Regions from separate parts of the Homo sapiens genome. Here region 2 is linked to region 1. A link is an interaction called in ENCODE POLR2A ChIA-PET data of the cell type or tissue named here. Cell type or tissue: endothelial cell of umbilical vein. All regions are shown on one strand.

The links. Peaks named below come from ENCODE experiments on the same cell type or tissue, not always from the same donor. Only the 100,000 strongest peaks of a DNase experiment are listed, where the experiment ranks them.
Region 2: POLR2A ChIA-PET joins it to region 1 with 5 read pairs; 3 of 35 experiments call an interaction of 5 or more read pairs at or near these places.

Annotation. Positions count from the first base shown.
Region 1 is chr3:149,565,154-149,573,153 of GRCh38, reverse strand. It overlaps WWTR1 (WW domain containing transcription regulator 1), which reads left to right. Exons shown (of 7, transcript NM_015472.6): 3 at 154-290. Among named protein-coding and RNA genes, the nearest start is that of WWTR1-IT1, 83 kb to the left of the region's middle. In endothelial cell of umbilical vein, a CTCF peak has its summit at 4,016 (motif pointing left); DNase peaks (open chromatin) are centred at 73, 3,984, 4,489 and 5,690; H3K27ac peaks cover 985 bases.
Region 2 is chr3:149,795,143-149,803,142 of GRCh38, reverse strand. No RefSeq gene overlaps it. Among named protein-coding and RNA genes, the nearest start is that of ANKUB1, 6.6 kb to the right of the region's middle. In endothelial cell of umbilical vein, no CTCF peak of the experiment used is centred here; no DNase peak of the experiment used is centred here.

The DNA of each region.
Region 1 (8,000 bases):
AGTATGTCCTTGGATGAAACCAAGCACAATCTATCAACCACTCAAGCAGATCCTAAGGGAAGAATTAGTGTCATTAACTATTATGCTGTTGTTGGTGATGATGATAATGATGCTGACAATTAAAAAGATAATTAATTGTTTTCCTTCTTTTAGTCACATAGAAAAAATCACCACATGGCAAGACCCTAGGAAGGCGATGAATCAGCCTCTGAATCATATGAACCTCCACCCTGCCGTCAGTTCCACACCAGTGCCTCAGAGGTCCATGGCAGTATCCCAGCCAAATCTCGGTAAGCCTCAAGCTTTTTTAAAATTAAAAAAGATATTTTTTTTTTGTAGAGTTGGGGTCTCCCTTTGTTGCCCAGGCTGGTGTTGAACTCGTGGGCTCAAACAATCCTAACACCTCAGTCTCCCAAAGTGCTGCGATAACAGGCATGAACCACTGTGCCTGGTGGAGCCCCAAGCTTTGACTCCAAGCTGAAGAAATGGTGTTCAATCAAGGGGTGGCGGGGCTCATAAGTGGTTCTGGCTGTTTCTATGTCTCTTCATGCACCCAGACGGTGTTTGCTCCTTCTTCTTGGCTGCAATACCGTGTTACCCTTCTGCCGGCTTTTTCTTCTTTACTTGGTCTCTTTACCACCAACTCATGATACTGCTGCCTCAGTTTTAAACTACAGTTCTGACCTTCCCTCCAATGGCCTTAATTGGGGTAGAAAAATCAGTTAGGCCTCCTGTCTTCATCTAGCCTGAGGCAAGTAGGACACATACACGCTTTGGGTGACTTTGGCTCCTGGCGACTGCCTACAGGTACAATTCTAGTCTCAAATCCCTATCCTTATTTCCCTTTTTTCCTTTTTTTTTCATAATTGCTGCATAACATGTGTCAGATAGCATGCCAAGTGCTTCCATGCCTTACCTTATGAAAGCCTTCCAAAACCCCTGCAAAAAGTAGCAGGCTCTCCAGTTTATACATGAAGAAACTTTCCGAAAGTCTTGCAGCTTGTGGAGAGCAGAGCTGGAGAGCAGGCTAGTCTGATTTTAGAAGGGAGTTAACCATTACATAACCTGCAGGTGGCTTCTCCCCATACCTGCCGTGGGATAATATGGCTCACTTTTTACTTCATTTACAATACTTAATAAGTGCGATTTTAGACTTGAGAAGAGAATATTTTCTGCTAAAATTATCCCCACTAGAGATAATCACCAGTGAATTAATACACTGCAGCAACGGAACCAGTCAGCTTTTTTGGTAATCATTCCCTTCCTTCTCCCCCAGGGCTAAAAATAAAAAAGGGCCAATTTTAAAGTTTTAGAAAAGTTGGTGCCATTTTCAGATAACATTTCCATTTAAGATCAGATATCCAGATATGCTTTATACACAGAACAGTTAATTTTAGGGAGTGAAAAGAATCTCCTGTTGGATTTTCAGGAATGAACAAGATAAAAATGGAAGCGTTATTCCTGGACACCCTTCCCTCATACTGTGGCTTAGCCAAAGTGAGTATGAACTCAAGTAGACCCTAGTCAGCTTCAAGTGTCAGTTCTTCCAGGAAGTCTGAACCTACTGCTTTAAAGCTTGCAGATGTACAGTTTCCAAAAAGCAAATGACATGGAACAACCTCTGTGGAGTTCCTTATCTAAAGGGCAGATCAAAGAAAATGCAACCAGTTCTGGTACCAGCAGTGGTAAACCAAAGCCTCCAGTGAGTTATTTTGTCCCAAATATACAGGAGCTCGTGTAGAAATCAGATGCCACTGTAGTAAAGAGACCCCAAATTAGGTGGCATTAGACTGGTTTTTACAGTTTGTTTAACCATTTAATTTTCATCGAAAATTCTAAAAACTGATTATTAAAGTTTTAACTTTAACTTTGTAATCAATTATAATCGGAAAAAAATCTTTCATGAACCCAGTTTACAAAAAAAAAAAAAAAAAAAAAAGAAAAGAAAAAAAAATTCAAACACTTCCTCCAATCTCCCTTTCCTCAGTCCCCAAGTTTGTTTCCTGGAGCCAACCAGTGTTTCTAGTTGTGTGTGTGTGTATGTTTAATCATACTAAGGTTAGCATATCATAACCACTGTTCTGTATCTTGCTTTTTTCACCTGCCTGTCCATACATATAGAGCTGCTTCATTCTTTTAAAAATTTGCCTATTAGTCTACTATATTAATATGCTATAATTAGTTTATTTAACTAACTCCTATCTGGTAGATATTTAGGTTGTTACTAGTGTGTTGCTAGCATACAAATACTGGAGTGGATATCCTTTGTCATGTTCTTTTATGCATTCTCCTTAATTTTTAAAATTTGTGCGATATGTAGGAAGTGGACTAATTAAAAGAAGCTTGAATGCTTGGAACTAGATATTGAAGGCACATGTGAGTCTGCCTGTATGTGCATACATGCATGCATATGCACACACACACACAAAGTCCAATTGCACTAGTAAAGTATATCTAAAGAAGTTGTAATCTGAACATTCTGAAACAAATTTACCTGTAGCTCAGTAAAATACCTTAGTTTCCAGATTTCTATTTTTATTTAATTTTTGTTATTATTATTATTATTATTATTATTATTATTATTTTGAGAAAGAGGCTCACCCTGTCATCCGGGCTGGAGTGCAGTGGCACGATCTCAGCTCACTGCAACCTCTGCCTCCTGGTTCAAGCAATTCTCATGCCTCAGCTTCCCCAGTAGCTGGGACTATGTGCATGTATCATCACGCCCAGCTAATTTTTGTATTTTTAGTAGAGACGGGATTTCACCATGTTGGCCAAGTTGGTCCCGAACTCCTGACCCCTGGCGATCCGCTTGCCTCAGCCTCCCAAAGCGCTGGGACTACAGGCGTGAGACCCGGCACCCAGCAGTTTCCAGATTTCTAATAAGGCAGTGAATTTCTCAAGACGCACATTCTGGGGTTTTTCCAACAATATTTGTGTATTTGCCCATTGCAAAGTGTGTTTCTAGCTTATGGAGAATCACAGATGTGTCTGAAGGATGGAAATACAACTTGGAATGCCAAGTAAGTTCCAAAGACCAGGACTTAATTTAGAGAGTCTCAATACAGTCAGAATAATAAATGATTTACTCAGACTATTTCATTTCAAGCCATAACTCTGCCTGTGGTTCATAGTCTTTATTATATATCTTTAAACATATAAAAATAAAAAGAGCAGAGCTGGGTGTAGAGGTGCATCCCTGTAGTCCCAGCTACTTGGAAGGCTCTGAGGTGGGAGGATCTCTTGGGCATAGGAGTTTGAGGCCAGCCTGGGCAACATAGTGAGACCCCCAACTCTTAAAAACTAGAAAAAGAAAAGAGCAGATTCTTCTCCTCCCACTCTTCCTTCTTCTTAAATCTAGAACTTTGGTACTTTTCAATGGAATGTAGCTGTCAAATAAGTGAACTAAAGTGATAGGTCTTCTTTAATGCAAGGCATTTATATACATGTGAAAAGGATGTCAAAATACAGTTAATAGCATTACTATCAGATGATAGAATAGTACCTTTTATAACTAATTTTATTTATTTCTAGAGCCGTGATATAATCAGTGGCATAGTTAACTACATTCAGAAACAAATCTTGTATTTGGTCCCTGTATGTTTCTGTAGGTTAGGTACATGGACTTGGGTGTCTGACTGCCAGAATTTGAATCCTGGCTCTGTAGTTACTAGTTTGGTGACCCTTAAGTTATTTGTCTGTGCTTTGATTTCATCATATGTACAATGGGGATTATTAATATATGAGGAACTTACGAGTTTATATATGCAAAGTGCTTAGAACTATGATTGCCACATAGTAAGCTAAAATATATGTTTATTATCATTATTTTTATGGCAAAAAATATTTTATATTTTATTTAACTATAGCATGTTATATTTTAAGACAATTTAACTGTTCTTTATAAGTGCTTTCTAGAATAAAAATGATTTATTTTGGGCTGGTTAGATTGCAAAGTGTTTTAAATTAGGAACAATGTATTCATTACCTTCAGTGAGGATAGTGCCCTCTGGTGGAAATGTTTAAGTTACCTCTCCCAGGAGAAACTTCTTATCACTAGACACCTTATTTTTTATAAGAGCTTTAGATGCCGGGCGCGGTGGCTCACACCTGTAATCCCAGCACTTTGGGAGACCGAGGTGGGAGGATCACGAGGTCAGGAGATCGAGACCGTGATGGCTAACACGGTGAAACCCCGTCTCTACTAAAAATGCAAAAAATTAGCTGGGTGTGGTGGCGGGCGCCTGTAGTCCCAGCTGCTCGGGAGGCTGAGGCAGGAGAATGGCGTGAACCCGGGAGGCGGAGCTTGCAGTGAGCCGAGATTGCGCCACTGCACTCCAGCCTGGGCGACAGAGCGAGACTCCGTCTCAACAACAAAAACAACAACAAAAAGAGCTTTAGATGTATTCCTGTAATGCGACTTGTAAATCAAACCATATTTTTATTGCAAGAGGAAAGACCCATTACTTAGTCATCCTGGAGTGAGTGACTTTGTAAAAACAGAGGATTCTTTCTGCAGGTTGGCAGATTTGTTGAACACTGAGTCTAAGTAAAATGAAATAAGCTCTGAAGGGGAAAATTGCAAAAATATGGTTTTTTTTTTTTTTTTTTTTTTTTTTTTTTTTTTTTTGCACTTTAATTCAAATAGCCATCTCCAGTTTCGTCTAGCTTAAAACTAAAATTTTAGTTTTTGTATTTGCCAAATCAGGCTTTACCAATTTGGATTCTGTCTGAGCAGAGTAATGGCCTTTAAGCCTGAATTCCCAGACATATGCAATAAATGGAAGAAGAAAAGACGACCTTGGGGGACTTTAGACTTGGCTCACTGCAACCTCCACCTCCCAGGTTCAAGCAATTATCCTGCCTCAGCCTCTGGAGTAGCTGGGATTACAGGCGCCCGCCACCACACCCAGCTAATTTTTGTATTTTTAGTAGAGATGGGGTTTCACCATGTTGGCCAGGGTGGTCTCGAACTCCTGACCTCAGGCAATCCGCCCATCTCAGCCTCCCAAAGTGCTGGGATTACAGGCGTGAGCCACTGCACCCAGCCAGAAGTTTGTATGTTTTAAGTAGGTTGTGGGCCTTCCTTACTATTAATACTTACTAAAATTTTAAAAAAGAGAATAAGAGGGAAACAAAAGAGGGAAAAAAATAGACTGCCTACACAGGCTCTGTTATAATGTATAAAACAATGGGCTTGAGAAAATGAAGCCTGCTGCAGATCTTAGTCCTTGGTTAGAGTGGTGGCGAAGTGGGCATGGAAGTGGGATGGAGGGTGGGGACTGTTTTGGAAGAACTTGAAGTCAGAACTGAGTTTCTCTTAATTTAGACGTTTATGTATTGGGTTATTTAACCTCTGAGTCTCATTTTCCTTATCTGTAAAATGGTGATAATGATAGTACCTATCTGATAACGTTGTTTTGAGTATTTAGGTAGTCCATGTCTTGGTACCTGATGTATAGTAAGCTGCCAGCACTTGTATTGTTATAGCTATTATTGTTAGCCAGTTGCCTCATTTTTCCTCCCCTTTCTGGCTCCTGTGTAATCAGAGGAAGATCCTTTGATATGCTCTGTTAGAAAGCCATTCCATTCCTCCTTCAGGAAGACCCAACCATGGTTACTGCAACTTATATTTGTTTGGGCACTTTTGCTTACAAATTGTGAAACTAGCTGGTGTGGTACCAAAAAATAACATTTAACCTCGGACAGCAATTGTGAGAAGATGAAGAGGAGCAAGCTTGTGACTGTCAGGTCATTCACAGAGGGAGTTTGTGAAGAGCAGTCACACTTCTGAGTTCTAAGTGAAGAACATTTTCCCCTCTGCAAGTAGTGAAGTGTTAGATTTTCCCATTCCTCAGCAGACAAATACTGAAAACATGCAACAACTTAAAGTAGCTCCATATTTTAAAATGTTTTTACCAAAAGAAAGTGTCATGCTTTTTTCCTTTCTTTTTTTTTTTGCCTTTTTGGTGATAATCCTAGTGATCATAAACCATGGTGTGCTGAGCTGCTGTCACACACTAATGAGGCTTTTTGTTGGAATGAGACCCTGACCTGAGATGCTAGTATCCTTCCTGACAGTACAGGAAAAAATAAAGACTATAACAACTTCACCAGCCTGCGAACCCTAGCCAATTCAGAAACTTTTGGTAAAGTGCAACTAGAGTGTATTTTCAATACTATAGGAAATTTTTAAAGTTACATATACACACATGCACACACACGCACTTACTTACCCCTTTGAAGATGTGCCATCCACCAGCCCAGAGTCTAAGTCCTCCAGGTCTGTGTCTCGAGCTGTACTTCAAATTATAAACACATGTGTGTTTTTTTTTTTTTTTCTTTTCAGGGCATACTTTTCAAGACAAGATGGAAAATCTTGTCTGTGCTCAGTTTGCTAAGTTGGCTTGCTGTTCTCTCTAGGAAGTATACAAAGAGGCTTAGCATTGTATCAAGAGCAAATAAAATAGCTAAGGGATATCGAAGCCCTGGGTTGCTTAAAGCACTTGGAAAGACATGCTGAAAGTTCACTAGAAGTCAGATTTCTACTTAGGCATCTTATGTTTTCCTTTTTTTCCATTAGTTTTTTTCTTAATCAAATTTACATGGTGAGTTCACGGCAGACACATCTGGCTACTGTGATTTTTCCAGCTCTGATGTTCTCACTGCTTTTGGAACTTTGTGGTTTATGCAGCATAGATTAGCCTAAAGTGCACCGGCACATACACGCACAAACCCAGAGACAAACAAACAAAAAAATACCCATACACTTTTTGGGAGATGGTGGAAGTGAAGTGTTGGGTGTTGTGGGTGTTGTAGGTGTTGTAGGATTGTTGTGGTGGAAAGTTTGTGTTTATGGAAGAAAAGGAACACTGGTGGGCACAGGACAGGGGGAAAGGTTTCTATTTAAAAATGATTTTCTTGATTAAAAAAAAGAAGGAAAAGTTTTCTAAACACTGTAGAAAATCAATTTTCTTTTTATTTTGTAGAGATTGGGGCGTCTCACCATGTTGCTTAGGCTGGTCTCGAACTCTTAGTCTCAAGTGATCCTCCCACCTTGGCCTCCCAAAATGCTGGGATTACAGGTGTGAGCCACTGTGCCCTCAATTTTCTTAGATTTTGAGGAAGCTATCTATTGTCAAATACACTCTAGTTAATCAGCATTATTGAAGGCTACCTTCTTTGGGGTTTCGAAGAGGAGATTCTTTTTTTTTTTTTTTTTTTTGAGACAGAGTTTCGCTCTTGTTGCTCAGGCTGGAGTGCAATGGCACAATCTCAGCTCACCGCAACCTCCACCTCCCCACAACCTCCACCTCCCGGGTTCAAGCAATTCTCCTGCCTCAGCCTCCCAAGTAGCTGGGATTACAGGCATGTGCCACCATGCCTGGCTAATTTTGTATTTTTAGTAGAGACGGGGTTTCTCTGTGTTGGTCAGGCTGGTCTCAAACTCCTGACCTCAGGTGATCCGCCCACCTCAGCCTCCCAAAGTGCTGGGATTACAGGCACGAGCACCCGGCCTGAAAAGGACATTCTTTATAGTTCCTTTCTTTTACGGTTTTTAAGGAATATGTGAAATGAGACTGAAAAAAATTACCAAATCAACGGATTGAGTTCCTTTTATGTAATAAAGCAGGACATAATAGCATATAAAAAATAAATCTTATGTTTTCATGGCTATGTTCCACTTATCTTAATGTGGATGAGTCTTTATTAAGATTAGGTGATGGAGACTTATAGGTTTTATTATATGAAATTTAGAAATTTAGGTAGAAAATTTCTTCTTTGATAAGAAATAATAAAAGCCATGAAAAATGTCTGATGCCACAATTTTCCTTAAAAAAAAAAAGTAGTATGCTAGGTGAATATTTTGGGAACCATACACAAAGATGTGTTAGTTATAATAGCCAGTAAATAAACAAATGCCTGAAATATGAAAATAAATAAATTTATTTATTTATTTATTTTCTGAGATGCAATCTTGGTCCGTTGCCCTGGCTGGA
Region 2 (8,000 bases), 230 kb before region 1:
ATCATCCCAATTGATACAGAAAAAAGCATTTAACAAAATTCAATATCCTTTTGTGATTAAAAAATCCACTCTTGACAAATTAGGTATAGAAGTAATATACCTCAATACAATATAAAGATCATATATGGCCAGCCCACAGCAACATCAAACTCAAGGGTGAAAAACCGAAAGCTTTTCCTCTAAAACAAGAACAAGACAAGGATGCCCACTGATACGGTTTGGCTCTGTGTCCCCACCCAAATCTCATCTTGAATTGTACTCCCATAATTGCCACATGTTGTGGGAGGGACCCGATGGGAGACAATTTGAATAATGGGGGCAGTTTCCCCATACTGCTCTCAAGACAGTAAATAAGTCTCGTGAAATCTGATGGTTTTATCAGGGATTTCTGCTTTTGTATCTTTCCCATTTTTCTCTTGCCACTGCCATGTAAGAAGTGTCTTTTGCCTCCCTCCATGATTCTGAGGCCTACCCAGCCATACGGAACTGTAAGTCCAATTAAACTTCTTTTTCTTCCCAGTCTCAGGTATGTCTTTATCAGCAGCACGTAAACCGACTAATACACCCACTCTCACCAATTATTTTCAATATATAATACTGGAAGTCCTAGTCAGAATAACTAGGCAACAAAATGAAATCTAAGACATACAAATTGGAAGGGACGAAGTAAAATTGTCTTTGTTTGCAGATGATATGATCTTACATATAGAAAACTCTAAAAACTACATCAAGAAACTGTTAGAACTAATAAATGAATTCAGTAAAGTTGCAGAATACAACATGAACATTTAAACGTTTGGTAGGATTTGTATACATTAACAATAAACTATCCAAGAAAAAAATTTAAAAATAATTCAATTTATTATAGTATCAAAAAGAATAAAATACTTAGAAAAGAATTTAACCAAGGAGGTAATAAAAGATCTGTACACTGGGATTAAGTGCAGTGTCTCATGCCTATAATCCCATCACTTTGAGAGGCTGAGGTAGGAAAACTGCTTGATAATTTACAGGAAGCCTCCTTTGCACCTTTCAAATAAAACTACTATACTAAATAAAATATATTTAAAGCTAGCCTTTAGCATATGTCAAGCAGGTTTTGAGAATCCTTGGTTCCTGCCTCACAGTTTTTTCCACACGGAACCCTTACAACGGTATCTGAAATGCCTACATTAATTCTTTTCTTTGGATCCAGAAAAAAGAAAGACATCAAAGATTTAATTGTCAGCTATTGCCACCTCATATTTGATCAGTTCTCACCCCTGACCCCAACACTCTTCTGCAGACTGCATGACTAAACACATTCTTAAGGCAGGGAAGGAAAATCCACAGAATGGGGAATACTAAACAAAAATGAGAACACAGAAGATCGGAGAAGGCACCGTCCTTATCTGTGGGGCTTCGATGAATATTTAAGAGCTTTCTCTACAATTTAAACACAAGATAGGGGATGGGATAGCAGAAAGGAGACTGCTAAGCATGATGTGTTTCATTCTACTAAATGGGACTGTGGTTAAAGTTATAATTTAATTTACAAGTCCTGTATTGATATAAAACATTCCAACTAACACAATGATACATAGTACTTCAATTAGCCTACTGTTTGTTCGATTTTAGTTGACAATAAACTGTTTTATAACTGCTATTTTCCTAAATACTGCTTATTTTCCTAATTGTAGATTTCTTTCCTGTTTACTGCTTGTTATTTCCTATATCAAGCATGAGTTTATTCTGGCTATCAATTGCACAATTTCACTTCCTTGAAAGAGTCTTTGCATCTAGTGATGAGCTCTAATGTCTGGAAATTCTCCCAGCTTCCATCTTGGTTATAGTTAAGTCTTTATTGATCTTAGCAATTTAATGAGATGCATCTGCCCCTAGTTTTTTCACTTCCAAAAATAAAGACATGAGGGAACTGTTCAATTGCATTTGCCATGTGTTTAGATGATCCAATTAAAGACACTAGGTATATCAAATAATAGTAATAACCAAATAATGCAAGATTAAAACCACTGTTTTGTGAAACTATTTTTAGGTGAATTTTAAAGGACAATATTCTTTTGCTTTTCTTTGTATTAAATTGGGAGGCAGCTGGGACAAAAATTCTTTCTCTTTACAATTACTTTTTTTTAAAAGCTCCATATAACTTCTAGTTCCTTGCTATTCAAAGTACGGTCCAGGGAGGCCGGGCACGGTGGCTCAAGCCTGCAACCCCAGCACTTCGGGAAGCCAAAGCAGGCGGATCACTTGAGTTCAGGAATTCAAGACCGGCCTGGCCAACATGGCAAAACTCCATCTCTACTAAAAATACAGAAATTAGCCAGGCATGGTGGTGTGCATCTGCGTTCCCAGCTACTTGGGAGGCTGAGGCAGGAGAATTGTTTGAACCCAGGAGGTGGAGGTTGCAGTAAGCTGAGATGGTCCCACTGTACTCCAGCCTGTGCGACAGAGCGAGACTTCATCTCAAAAAACAACAACAACAACAAAAACAAACAAACAAAAAAACAAAGTATGGTCCAGGGAGTTTATTAAATTGAAAATCCCAGGTCCCACTCTAGAACTTCTCAGTGAGAAACAACATATAAAAAGGATCACCAGATGATTCGAATGCATATTTATGCTTTCTTAGATGGAAAGAAAGAACAAAACTCAATGACAAATTTTAAAAGTCACAATAATAAAAGCATAGTTAGATATTAAAAATAGATACTATCAATTCTTTCTCAACACATTAGCATTGACATTTTAATACCAAAGCAGATACTTCTAAGGTAAATAGTATCATAAAGGACCACCAATCATTCAGCATTGATTTACAATACTATTTACCATGTAACATAAAATTCTTCTTGTTATTCTGTACATATCAATAACATGTATGCCATGTATCAATATGTCATAAATCAGAAAATATTTTAAAATCAATATAAGCATGTAATTATTTCAAAGCTTTATATATATACATACTTTAAGTTCTGGGATACATGTGCAGAATGTGCAGGTTTGTTACATAGGTATACACGTGCCATGGTGGTTTGCTGCACCCATCAACCCATCATCTGCATTAGGTATTTCTCCTAGTGCTATCCCTCCCCCAGCTATCTCCTAATGTTCCCCTCCCTGTGTCCATGTGTTCTCATTGTTCAACTCCCACTTATGAGTGAGAACATGCAGTGTTGGGTTTTCTGTTCCTGTGTTAGTTTGCTGAGAATGATGGTTTCCAGCTTCATCCATTTCCCTGCAAAGGACATGAACTCATCCTTTTTTATGGCTGCATTGTATTCCATGGTGTATATGTGCCACATTTTCTTAATCCAGTCTATCATTGATGGGCATTTGGGTTGGTTCCAAGTCTTGCTATTGTGAATAGTGCTGCAATAAACATATGTGTGCATGTGTCTTTATAGTAGAATGATTTATAACCCTTTGGGTATATACCCAGTAATGGAATTGCTGGGTCAAATGGTATTTCTGGTTCTAGATCCTTGAAAAATTGCCACACTGTCTTCCACAATGGTTGAACTAATTTACACTCCCACCAACAGTATAAAAGAGTTCCTATTTCTTCACATCCTCTCCAGCATCTGCTGCTTCCTGACTTTTTAATGATCACCATTCTAACTGTCATGAGACAGTAACTTATTGTGGTTTTGATTTGCATTTCTTTAATGATCAGTGATGAGCTTTTTTTCATATGTTTGTTGGCCACATAAATGTCTTCTTTTGAGAAGTGTCTGTTCATATCCTTTGCCCGCTTTGTGATGGGGTTGTTTGTTTTTTTCTTGTAAATTTGTTTAAGTTCCTTGTAGATTCTGGATATTAGCCCTTCATCAGATGGATAGATTGCAAAAATTTTCTCCCATTCTGTAGGTTGCCTGTTCACTCTGATGATATTTTCTTTTGCTGTGCAGAAGCTCTTTGGTTTAATTAGATCCCATTTGTCAATTTTGGCTTTTGTTGCCATTGCTTTTGGTGTTTTAGTCATAAAGTCTTTGCCCATGTCTATGTCCTGAATGGTATTGCCTAGGTTTTCTTCTAGTGTTTTTATGATTTTAGGTGCTACGTTTAAGTCTTTAATCCATCTTGAGTTAATTTTTGTATAAGGTGTAAGGGAAGGGTCCAGTTTCAGTTTTCCACATATGGCTAGACAGTTTTCCCAACACCATTTATTAAATAGGGAATCCTTTCGCTCATTGCTTGTTTTTGTCGATTTGTCAAAGATCAGATGGTTGTAGATGTGTTATTTCTAAGGCCTCTGTTCTGTTCCATTGGTCTATATATCTGTTTTGGTACCAGTACCATGCTGTTTTGGTTACTGTAGCCTTGTAGTATAGTTTGAAGTCAGGTAGTGTGATGCCTGCAGCTTTGTTCTTTTTGCTTAGGATTGTCTTGGCTATACTGGCTCTTTTTTGGTTCCATATGAAATTTAAAGTAGTTTTTTCTAATTCTGTGAAGAAAGTCAATGGAAACTTGATGGGAATAACATTGAATCTATAAATTACTTTGGGCAGTATGGCCATTTTCATGATATTGATTCTTCCTATCCATGATCATGGAATGTTTTTCCATTTGTTTGCATCCGCTCTTATTTCCTTGAACAGTGGTTTGTAGTTCTCTTTGAAGAGGTCCTTCACACCCCTTGTAAGTGGTATTCCTAGGTATTTTAAATAGCAGTTGTGAATGGGAGTTTCCTCATGATTTGGCTGTTCGTCTATTATTGGTGTATAGGAATGCTTGTGATTTTTGCACATTGATTTTGTATCCTGAGACTTTGCTGAAGTTGCTTATCAGCTTAAGGAGATTTTGGTCTGAGATGATGGGGTTTTCTAAATATACAATCATGTCATCTGCAAACAAGGACAATTTGACAAAGCTTTTTAAAGGAACCTAAAGAGTTAAACTATAATAGGTAGAATGCTACGCTTTAAACTCAGAAATAAGAATCAAGAAACTGATTTCCATTTTTGAAATGTAGAAGAGGACAGTGGACTAAAATATTAGTCACTAGTTGTGGCATGGCTGTTTCTTTTCATGTGCATCCAGATCTTCTTGTAACACTATTTTTCCTTCTCTTTCTCTCTTGTTATGTGTCATCTTGCTATTTATTTGTTTTCCCTGCATTAAATCTAATTATTCCCTACTGTTATTCCCAGTAAGCAATTCCTTTCCTAATTCATTACATTTATTTTGTATTATTTACTTTTTCCATGTTTAGCCCTACTATTTGACCATTCTCTTTAAACAGAGCTTCCTTATTTATCAGTTACTTAATTATTGTATTTGCCCTCCCCCGATTCCCTACCTAGTCTTACTCTCCTCTCCACCCCAAAGACACATACACACATATACACACTACACTGGAAGCTCCATGTCTTGTTCACTGCAATAATCCAGCACAGAACAGTGCCTGACACGTATTAGGGGCTCAGTGCTGTTCAGCTTAGAAAATGATACTCAAAAGTATGTCACTTTGGCGTACTGAGTACTTTGAACTAAAGAAAACTGGAAGGCCTCAGAAGCAGCCTCAGAAGCAAAGTCTCTCTCGACCTTCTCCTGCCCTCTGGTTTCCCACACTTCCTCCTCCCCTGAAGGGAGTCAAAGAAACCAGAATTCCTCTTCTCCAAGGCAGGACATAAAAACTAGAACTCCTCATCTCTAATGTAAGCTAAAAAATCTAGAAAGGTGACTCTCTCCTTTCTCCCTTAAAGACCCTCATTCCAGAGGGGTCCTGTCCTATACCTGGGAGGAAGGGGTGCTACACAGACAGGCCAAGAAGACTATGAACAGACAGGCCTTGCTGAGTTTTCCCCCTCAGTCAATTACCATTAGATTATACCCCTTTGTCCAATTTCATTTCTACATGGCTGTTCATTCTTCATCAAATCTAAGCATTAAAATGGTCAGTTTTCCCTGGGTCTTTGAATCTTCATTTCTGAAGTTCCCCATGTCACTAAAACTTTGATTAAATACATTTGCTATGCTTTTCTCTTATTAATCTGTCTTTGTTATAGGAGTGTTGGCCATGACCCTTATGATGGATGAAGAAGGATACCACAACTTTCCTACAGTGTGCATGTATTGAATGAATAAATGAATTAACAATATATCTTATCTCAGATCAAGTGTGTCTTCACCTCCATACCTTCTGTTTTATTCACACCTTTCTTATACTTCATCCTATAATACAGTCCCTGGTCCAGGTGTTTTGGACATCTGTCATCTTTCCTACTCATAGCAAATCCCTTAAGATCATATCTAGGACCAAATCTTCCAAAGACCTAGCATGTTCCATTGCATGTAGGAGGTCCCCAGTAGGCTAACTAACTTAGTTTTACCACTCTTGGAAAAAGAAAAATAACTCAAAAAGGGCCTCTAGATGCTAAGGAAAGCTGTTCCTAAATTGCAACTGAGAGAATCAAGTGTAATCCTTATCATTTTAAGCTGTCTCTAAACTGCTATGAGTTTTTCAAGTCTACCTGTCATTTTATTGTTACAAGGCAATTTTTAATGATATTAATCTAGCTTGTCTATTCATTCATTGTGAGGCTCTGGGCTAGGCCACTGGGGATACAAAGGAGAATAAGACACTGCCCCACCATCAGGAAGCTCACAGTCTAGTGGAGGAGGCTGTCACTGACACAATAAATTGATGCAGTATAAAAGATCCTGTAGTTAAAGAATGTATGATGCAGCAGGGGAATAGAGAAAACAAGTCAACTTCCCTGGTGACATCAAGAAGGCTTCTTGGAAGGGCTGTAAGTTGGACTCTTTATTTTTTTTTTCATTTTATTTCATTTAATGCATTCACATGGTTCAAAATTTAAAAAGAATAAAAAGATAATAACAAACACTGTATTAAGCCCTGGTGAGGATGTGGAGAAACAGGAACTGAACTCTCATTCATTACTGGTGGTAATGCAAAATGGTATAGTCACTCCAGAAGACAGTTTGGCAGTTTCTTACAAAACTAAACATACTCTTACCGTATGATCCCCCAGTCATGATCCTTGGTGTTTCTTCAAAGGAGTTGAAACTTATATCCAAACAAAAACCTGTATACAGATATTTATGCCAGTTTTATTTATAATTTCCAAAACTTGGAAGCAACCAAGATGTTCTTCATTGCCAGGATTGGGGGACAGGTGAAGGAAATGGGGGATGAATAAACAGAACACAGAGGATTTTTAGGGCAGTGAAACTACCCTCTCTGATACTATAATGGTGGATACAGGTCATTATGCATTTGTCAAAGCCCATAAAATATACAGCACCAAGAGTGCTGTACAACACCCTAGTGTAAACTACAGACTTTGGGTGATAATGATGTATCAATCTATGTTCACCATTTGTAAAAAAATGAACCATTCTGGTTCAGGATTTTGATAGTGAAGAATACTGTCATATGTGGAGGGAGGGAGCATATGGGAACTCTCTGTACTTTCCACCCAATTTTGCTGTGAACCTAACACTACTCTAAAAAATAAAATAAAAATAAAAATAAAATCTATTTAAAAGAAAAATATAATGCGATGAAAAATATTGTCCTCACCCTTGACGCTTAAGTCTCCTCCCCACAGGCGCCAAATTTTCCAGTTTTCTGAATGTATTTCCAGAGATTTTGAGGTATATGCACAAAACAGATTTATATCCATATATATAGATATAGATATGATTTTTCCCTTTTTTTCCACAAATGGCAATGTACTGCACACTGTATTTTATACCTTGCTTTTTTCACAAAATGATATACCTTAAAGATTTTTAAATAGTGGTACAGAAAAAACTTCTTTGTTCTTTTCAATAGCTGTATAGTCTTGTATGAATGAAAAATAATTTGTTTAATCAGTTCCCTATTGATGGACATGAAAGGTGTTTCTAATCTTTTGCTATTACAAACAACTCTGCAATGAATAATGTTACACCTATATCATTTTGCAAATAAGCATATAAATATTTGTAAAAATAAAGTTCTAGAAATTAAATCGTTGGGTCAAAGAATA